Linked DNA regions of Homo sapiens: region 1 is linked to region 2. Evidence: read pairs that join two places in POLR2A ChIA-PET (ENCODE). Cell type or tissue: OCI-LY7. All regions are shown on one strand. Links, peaks and the distances in the headings refer to the core of each region. The heading gives the core; the rest is flanking DNA.

Region 1 (4,403 bases), core at 185-4,184, 260 kb after region 2:
AATTAAATAATCAGTTTATAGCAGTTTGGACAGATAACTTTCCTGCTCTTATTTGGTATTTTTTATTATGACTTAAAAATATACCAGCAATATATATTTATTGCAGGAATTTTTAAAAGCAATAATTTATATCATTTTGATTTGTATTTTTCTTTGCCCTGGAATGCATTAGGTGGTGCTGGAAGCATCACTTGTTACTAGTTTCAGCTGGGAAATTGATGGCCTTTGCTAATCAGAATGAGCATTGTGAAAAACCTTTGCAGGTTGGATACTTTCATCCAAGTTTTGGACTGAATGATATTAGGGGAAAAGAAAATTTACTGTTTCTTTGTCAGTCTGTCTCAGTTGGATTCCACCTAGCCCATCTCATTTTGGGAAATCCTAAAAATAAAATAGTTGCTAATTGTTCCCCGTGACAAACATATTCATGATTGATCAAATTATGATTTAATTTCTTATAATTTTATCATGGATGGGGTTGGATGTTTTGTTTTTAAAGTCATTCAATTTAGCATGCCTTCAGAATTGACTGTGCCTGCTATGTGTGCCGAGCACAATACCGCACCTTACTGGTGGTTAGGCTAAAGTTGAGGAAGGTGTCCTGCCAGAACATTTACCATCTAGTGTACTATAGTACATCTAGACCAGTGCCCTGGGCCAGTATCCTCAAAAGAGTATTTGACTTATTCCATTAAGCATGTAATAAACATTCAGGTTATATAAAGTTAATTGTACTCTTTGAATTAATTTTTTTGGTGAAGAGGGTACCTTTTCTTTAGATGAAGATATTGTAATTGTCACTCTTCCTCTGTGGTTTCCCATCTCAGTAATTGACAGTACCAACCGTTCAGTTGTCCAGAGAGAAACCTTTGATTCTTTCCTTTTCCTCAACTATGCCTCAACTATGCATCCAGTCAGTTACCATTGAGTCTACCTTCTAAATATTTTTGGAACCCCAGTGTTCCTCTGTGACAGTCCAGGATTTAGTCTTCTCCTGAGTTACTGCAATATTTTCCTAATTTGGCTCCCTAATTCCTCTTACTCCAATCTAGCTTCTTTATAGTCTGTGCTTTTCCCTGCTCTTCCTGAAACTGTTTAATGGATTTGTTTTCTCTTAGTGCTGCCTTGAAGGTCCTCCTGAATATAGTTTCTGCCTGCATTTCAAGCCTTACTCGTCTCTGTCCTCACTCATTCCTTCCACACCTGCTGCAGCTCATGGGATGCTTCTGTTCACTCCCTCCCTTCCCCAAGCACCCTTGTTTTCGTGCCCCTCCTTTAGTCTGAATACCAAGGACACTCCTTCTAAATGTGTTCCTAGACTGCTAACTTTAGTTAGGGCTTCTTCTGTGTGTGTCCACTAGAAAATTGTCATTGCCTCCCATTTGTCTTTCTCCCTATGACAAGCTTGATGGGTGGTACTTAGTCACCACTTTGTCCTCAATGTAGGGCAGTAGCAGTTTGTCACCTGGTAGCCTACTCAAATGCTTGTTAATTTTTGATTTTTTTAAAAAATCTGCTAACTGTATCATAAAGAAATCCATGATGTGGCAGGACAACCAGCATAGTTCCACGTTAGATATTTCTTTATGCTGAATAGATGTGAATATATCATTTTTAAAGAGGAATTGGCAAACTACACTCTGTGGACCAAATCTAGCTCGCTTTCCTTTTATAAGAATCACAAGCAAAGAAAGGTCTTTACATTTTTATAAGTGCTTAGGAAAAAAAAATCAGAAGAATAATACTTTATGATACAATGATATTATGAAATTCAAATTTCAGTGTCCATAAGTTGAGTTTATTGGAACACAGCCACACTCGTTTGTTTACATATTGTGTGTTGCTGCTTTTGCACCACACAGCAGAATTGAGTAATTGTAACAGGCTGTATGGCTGATAAAGCCTGAAATATTTATTGTTTGGCTCTTTATATAAAAGTTTCCTGACCTCTCCTTTCAGTCATTTCTGTGACATGAGGACAAATAAGTATAATTAGATATATTTGAGTCATGCCTCAGTTTTCTTTTTTCCCCCACTTCGTGTTAAGGTTTAAGTATGTCCAGTAAGAAAGCATCATTTGAGTTTTGGGAACTGTATTCCAGCCTATCTCATACATACCTAGAGCTTTTTGAGACTTGAACATTACAGATGAGATGGTGAGAAAATAGAGACTTCATATCCTGCCAAGTTTCATAGATAAAACTGGAGTGGATAACTCATGGTTCTACCCCACCCAATGGTCTTTTCCCAAGTAACTGATATTCTTTTTTAACTAAATCAGCCTTCTTGCAAATAACTAATATTTTTTATTTTTAAAATTTACTTCTTTTTACAGTTAAGGAGAAAAAGTGAGCAACATTTTATGCTATTTGATAAAATCATTAAAATATTATGCTAAAGCCCTCTAAAAAATTTTGTTTTATTTTTGCCAGTATGTTACTTTGAAGAAAAATAACACCAGCCATGTTTTGGTTGTATAATCATTTTCCTAACTATTGGAAGCAACTTTGTCAGGTTTTATTATTAGGCAATGTAGAACCTTCGTTTTACATCATTTAATAAAATCAAATGGTTTTTACAACATTGTTTACATCTTGTTTAAAAATATTTTACTGAGAAAATAATTAACTTTGTTTTATTTTTAGGGTTATATCCTGTGTTGTGACCTCATGGTTTAAGTGGGAATAAAGATGAGTATAAGCAGTGATGAGGTCAACTTCTTGGTATATAGATACTTGCAAGAGTCAGGTGAGTACTTTTATAAAGTAAATAGGCCTCAAATTATTTTAATATTCTCAAAATAATCTTTTATGCATTTGAAATTTGTATCAGTCCAAACCGTTGAACTTTGTATGTTTTCTTAATGTCTGGACTGCCATTTTAAAGCTATGTTTTACTGCATGGTTTAACTCTCTGACTCTTTCAAATATGTTGCAAACAAGGCAATTATTTGTAACAGTTTGGCTTTCGTTGTTCAAAGACCATTTTTATAATCTGTTATGAGGTGAGATTATTGCATATGTAGTAGGAACATAAAAACTTTTAGCCACCATCAGTTTGATAATGTATATCCAGAATTCTCAATTAAATGTTGTTGGTCCTAATTGTAGTTAGTATTTTGGAAATTAAATTAACAGTATTTTCCTAGAATGCTTTCAAAATTATTATTTGAATTAAGTGTATCCTTGATCTGAATTGTTATTATTGTAATGGGAGTAATTATAAATAGAAATCATTGAAAGCCATTTGCAACTAATATTAAATCAATCAGTGATCTTCCAAGTTTTATTGATAGATAAAACAGAAGGAATACTGCAAGGGGAAATGTGGATGGATTAAGCAAAAATTTAAAAGTAGAAGAGGGAACATGGTTGGGTATGGGTGGAGGTATAGGATGGTGAGAAAGATTAATTGCAATGGAAATGCCGATTGCTACTAAAAAATGAAAGCATTTGGTGATTTTAAATGTCATGGTCTAGAGATTGAATTTTAGAAATTATACCTTAAAGTTACTGTAATGTTTTAGCAGTAAGGTGAGGTGCCCCATAAAAAAGATAATTTTGGTAGTCAAGTGTGAGGGAGGATGGAAGGATAAAGTAGAGGTCTAAGCTTGTAGAATATTGAGCCCCCAGTTTATGGTTTTGAGACTTGAATCATTCTTCTTGTATGGCATAGTTAGTTGTCCTTTCCTATGCAAGGAATACAAACATGGCTTTCGGTCTGAGAGCCTGTTGCTTGCTGAGATGTTCCCAGCTGTTCTTCAGTGCTGAGCATTTTTTGGGGGTAGGGGTTTTCTATTCCCAAGCACCATCACTGCCCCTCTCTGAGGTGTAACAGCTGTGAAAGTGATGTCCAGAAGGACAGGGAGGGAAAGAGAGATTAGTATCCAAGCCCACAGAGAATAATTTATAATGAAGCTTTGAAGTTAATAGCTCTTGTTTTGTTTTCTTTGTTTAAACTGGTAGACTGGTACTGAAGGCAGATCTAAAGAATGTTTTGAATAAGATAAAATGATTAATAAAGTGAAAAAGTAGTGACTAGTGATTGTTACGTATGTAACTTGTAAACAAGTTTAACAATTTCAAATACTTGTGTTTGAAAGTTGTGTAGCACTTTCAACCCAAATGGAAAAAATTTGTTGGGTTAAAGCAAACTCTTCTTTCTGCTTTTAAATTTAATCACCTTTTAAGCCAGAGCTTTGAGACTTTTGGACACTGGAGCAAAAACCATTGTGAAGGATCAGTAGATGGGAAATATATTGTAAAGGCTTGTTGGTGTATGGTAAAGACAACTATTTAGGTTGAGCCATATAAAATTACTGCTTTTGGAAGTTAGAAACAGTTGAATAGCTCAGCACTACCTTGTCGTTCAGTGGTGTTAATGAGAGCAGTAATATTTTTCTT
Region 2 (4,403 bases), core at 260-4,259:
ACCACATCTGGCCACTATTGAGCTTTATAGAGACTGAACACCTGGCCATGTCACCTGAGCTGCCCACAATTGACTAGGTGTTATCTGATTCATTAGGCCACACAATTAAGCATGCATGGCAATACTTCATCACCAAGTGGAAATGGTACACACCAAACCAGACTCCAGCAGATTCTGAAGCAACAATGTAGTCACGTGTACTGAAGGCTCGGGCTCCTATGGCACATTCTTCTGCAGCATTGCCATCTTTCCTTCATCCAGTGTTAGGTTTTTATGGTGATCTCCCTGTGAACAAATTGCTGAAGAAGAATCTGGTTTATAGATTTCTTTTTTTCCAGTACACTGGCAAGCTAGGAATAGAGCATTATAGCCACGATAAGAAGTGTGCTAAAACAAACAAACACACTAAGAAAGAGAAATCCTGACCGAACGCAGTGGCTCATGCCTGTAATCCCAGCACTTTGGGAGGCTGAGCTGGATGATCACCTGACGTTGGGAGTTCAAGACCAGCTTGGCCAACATGGTGAAACTCTGTCTCTACCAAAAAAAAAAAAAAAAAAAAGAAAAGAAAAGAAAAAAGAAAGAAAAAGAAAAAGAAAAGAGAAATCCTTTCAGTGGAAAGACTTTAAGCAACATTATCTCCTTGTCCGCTTTGGATTGAGAGATGGCCTGAGATACGGATGGACGTTTACTGCTTCGTGTATAATGGCTAATGGTTTGGCTGAACAATCAGGAATTTAGAAAGAAAGGATTAGAATATTGTCTGCAAAGCAGTATGTGGACGGACCTCTTAATTGTCAGAGCATGAGGGTATTTAAGTGTTGTGCGAACGCTCACAAAGGCATCTGCTACAGAGCTCTCAATAATCAGGTAGGAAGGATGGCTTATTCAATGGATGTCTGTCAGCTTATTTCTCCAAACAGGTACTTGCTCAATAGATTCATATACAAAAGACCATGCCAGCAAGGACGAAGGCTGCATATGGGCTCAGCACCATAGACTTCCCATTGGTGATCTGCTCACCACCACCATTAAGTGCTTAAGCTGACAGTAGCAGAGGCCAACACACGTTTCTATTATACCACCATTTGGTAGGGAAGGGGGACAATCCAGGCACCAGCGGCACTGAACCACTTCCATCATGAGGAGCTCTAGTTGTCTTCCCCAGAATAGACACTTAATCTGGATATTGATTTGTTTTATTTGGTTGCAATATTTCTGCCAACACACTATCCATGGACTTATGGATTGCCTTATCCACCTTCATGGTATCCCACGCAACATTGTTCAGGCTAAGGAACTCATTAAAAAAGAAAAGAAAAAAGTATAGCAATGGGCTCATGCCCATGGAACTCACTGGTCTTATCACTAACTCTTAGAAAGATCTGGCCTCGGTTGGGTGTGGTGGCTTACGCCTGTAATCCCAGCACTTTGGGAGGCCAAGGCAGGTGGATCACCTGAGGTCAGGAGTTCGAGACCAGGCTGGCCAACATGGTGAGACCCCGTCACTACTAAAAATACAAAAAATTAGCCAGGCATGGTGGTGCATGCCTGTAATCCCAGCTACATGGGAGGCTAAGGCAGGAGAATCACTTGAACCCACAAGGTGGAGGTTGCAGCGAGCCGAGACAGCTTCCACTACACTCCAGCCTGAGTGACAGAGTGAGACTCTGTCTCAAAAAAAAAAAAAAAAAAAAAGGATCTGGCCTCAGAGAAAAGGTAGAATGGTCTCCTAACGACTCAGTTGAGAGAACATCTGTGGGGTGAAATCACTATCCTACGAGATGCAGTATATGCACTTAAAACTGTGACCAATACGTGGTGCTTCTTTCCCCATAGCCAGAATCTATGGTTCTGGAAATAAAGAGGTAAAAATGACAATAGTTGCTCTCACTGTTCCTCCCAATAACCCACTTATAGAATTTTTGCTTCCTATTCCCATAGCTTTGTGTTCCACTTGTTAGAGAGCTTGGTTCCTAAAGGAAGAATGATTCTAGCAGGGAAACAACAATTGTTCTATTGAATTGGAAGTTGAGATTACCATCTGGCAATTTCAGTTCCTTGTGTCACTGAACGAACAGACAAAGGAAGAGGTTACTGCACTGGTTGGGGTGATTGCTTCTGTTTAGCTGTATTGGCTGCTGCACAGTGTGGCCGGGGCATACTAGATCTGGAGCTGAAGGGACTCTCTAAGGCATCTCTGTCATTTTTTATGCCTGATAAAGACAGGGCTTTGGGCTGGATGCAGTGGGACACGCCTGCAATCCCAGCACTTTGGGAGGCCGAGGTGGGTGAATCATTTGGGGTCAGGAGTTTGAGACCAGCCTGGCCAACCTGGTGAAACCCTGCCTCTACTAAAAATACAAAAATTAGCCAGGCGTGGTGATGTGCGCTTGTAATCCCAAGTACTCAGGAGGCTGAGGCAGGAGAATGGCTTGAACCCGGGAGGCGGAGTTTGCAGTGAGCTGAGATTGCGCCACTGTTCTCCAGCCTGGTGACAGAGTGAGCCCCCATCTCAAAAATAAAAATAAATAAAAAAAAATAAAGGTGGGGGGCTGAAAAAACCTCAGACCCTTCCGGGTCACTTCACTAGATAAAGAATACTGACCAGCTGGCGGAAGGCAAGGGAAATGTAGAATAGGTAGTAGAAAAAGGAATTTATAAATATTAACTGTGGCTTTGTGACCAGTTCCAGAAATAAAGTAGTGGATACGAATACTTTTGTCTTCATTTGTTTCTCTTCTTTTTTTCCTCCTAACTTTCAAATATTTTATATAAACACTGTTGGTGATAATTAACTTTATAATATATAAAGAGTATATAAATGTATATACACTATATATATATATATATTCTCTTATGAATAAAAACAATAATTAACATCACCCAGAGATGAATGTGAAGAGTGTTAAGAGATTTGTAACTCCATTTTAGGGGTAGAAGTTGAAAGCATGTTTTCAAAGGGAAGTTACAACTTGCTACCAGAAGCATGAAGTTACTATTGCTGCAGTAGAGAAGTTTTCAAATGGGTAGAGGATGATATGTGGATGCTTGGTACCCAACGGGAGGATCTGTGATGCTTATTCACCTACCGCCTCTCAGCCCCAGATGCAGCTTCTACACAGTGCTCTGTGATGCTGGGGTTAGGGATATGAGAACCATATTTCTTTTCTTTTTATAGACAGTCTTGCTCTGTCGCCCAAGCTGGTGCTCTTGGCTCACTGCAACCTCCACCTCCCGAGCTCAAGCGATTCTCCTGCCTCAGCCTCCCGAGTAGCTGGGACTACAGGTGCGTGCCACCACGCCTGGCTAATTTTTGTATTTTTTAGTAGAAATGGGGTTTCACCATGTTGGCCAGGCTAGCCTCGAACTCCTGATCTCAGGTGATCCGCCTGCCTCGGCCTCCTAAAGTGCTGGGATTACAAGTGTGAGCCACCATGCCTGGCCGCGAACCACATTTCTAAGACTCTTTTTACCAACTTTCGCCAGTTAAATTCTGCCAGTGAGAGGCATTGAGGGAACTATGAAAGGGAGAAGGGGAGAGGAGATACTTTTCCTGCCTTTGGCCATCGTCAGCATCTCTCCAGCACAGACACAGCAAAGCCTCTAGCATCTTTTGGCACCCCGAGGATGGCCAGGCCAAATCCCCTCTGGGTCTGGACATCAGCTGCACAGTGGCCTCCTAGAAGCCCACACAGTTTCTAGCATAGCCATGAGGCACCTCTGCAGAGGCTTCAGCCAGCTGGGCAGGTGCTCTCAGTGACTGGGCACAGCTGTGTGACACCCTCTTAGCAGCCTCAATAACAACTAAGCCACGGCCTCTCCCCAAACCCCAGTCTGAGGCAGTGGCTCCTCATAGCTGTAGGGATGGTAGCTACTTATGATTTTCATAATCTCTTGGTTAGTTCGCTATCCTTTTTTTTTTTCAGGCTAGTAATTCCTTGTATTTACCCGCCTCTGTTTAAAACATCCAGTATGGTTTCTCTTTTCCTAACTGGATCTCAACAGATACCAGCATATATTTTTTATGTTGATAATAAAAAATTTAAAATACACACAGAGTCCAAATAAAAATATTTAATATTTGTGAACATCTTTTATTAGTTTGAGTTTTTAAAAAATTAAACCTCCTCCAGAATTCAACCTCCTTCTGTTGCTGGACAGTGTGAGACCTCAGTTTCCCTTGGGATCACGTCGCCATGTTAGTCTTCCTGGTGGCATTTTGCCCAGCTTCTAGTCTTTTTCCCACAAATACAAAAACAGGCTATATAGCCCCTTCTAGAGTACTGAGGGCAAAGACTAAAAGCGTTATTCGATGTGAATATAGGGAAGTCAAAACAATGACTTTTCAAAAATTGCAGCCTCAGTGTGTATCCATTACACAGAATGCGTCTACTTCTCAG

The links. ChIA-PET counts read pairs that join two places held together with the same protein. Peaks named below come from ENCODE experiments on the same cell type or tissue, not always from the same donor. Only the 100,000 strongest peaks of a DNase experiment are listed, where the experiment ranks them.
Region 1: POLR2A ChIA-PET joins it to region 2 with 9 read pairs; 4 of 35 experiments call an interaction of 5 or more read pairs at or near these places.

The regions. Positions count from the first base shown.
Region 1 is chr3:177,063,265-177,067,667 of GRCh38, reverse strand. TBL1XR1 (TBL1X/Y related 1) reads left to right here. Exons shown (of 16, transcript NM_024665.7): 3 at 2,646-2,748. The coding sequence starts at 2,691. Among named protein-coding and RNA genes, the nearest start is that of TBL1XR1-AS1, 28 kb to the right of the region's middle. In OCI-LY7, for the core only: no CTCF peak of the experiment used is centred there; no DNase peak of the experiment used is centred there; H3K27ac peaks cover 568 bases.
Region 2 is chr3:177,323,095-177,327,497 of GRCh38, reverse strand. It overlaps LINC00501 (long intergenic non-protein coding RNA 501), which reads right to left. Exons shown (of 2, transcript NR_047465.1): 2 at 4,063-4,403. Among named protein-coding and RNA genes, the nearest start is that of LINC00501, 31 kb to the right of the region's middle. In OCI-LY7, for the core only: no CTCF peak of the experiment used is centred there; DNase peaks (open chromatin) are centred at 1,787, 2,107 and 3,060; H3K4me3 peaks cover 1,330 bases; H3K27ac peaks cover 2,572 bases.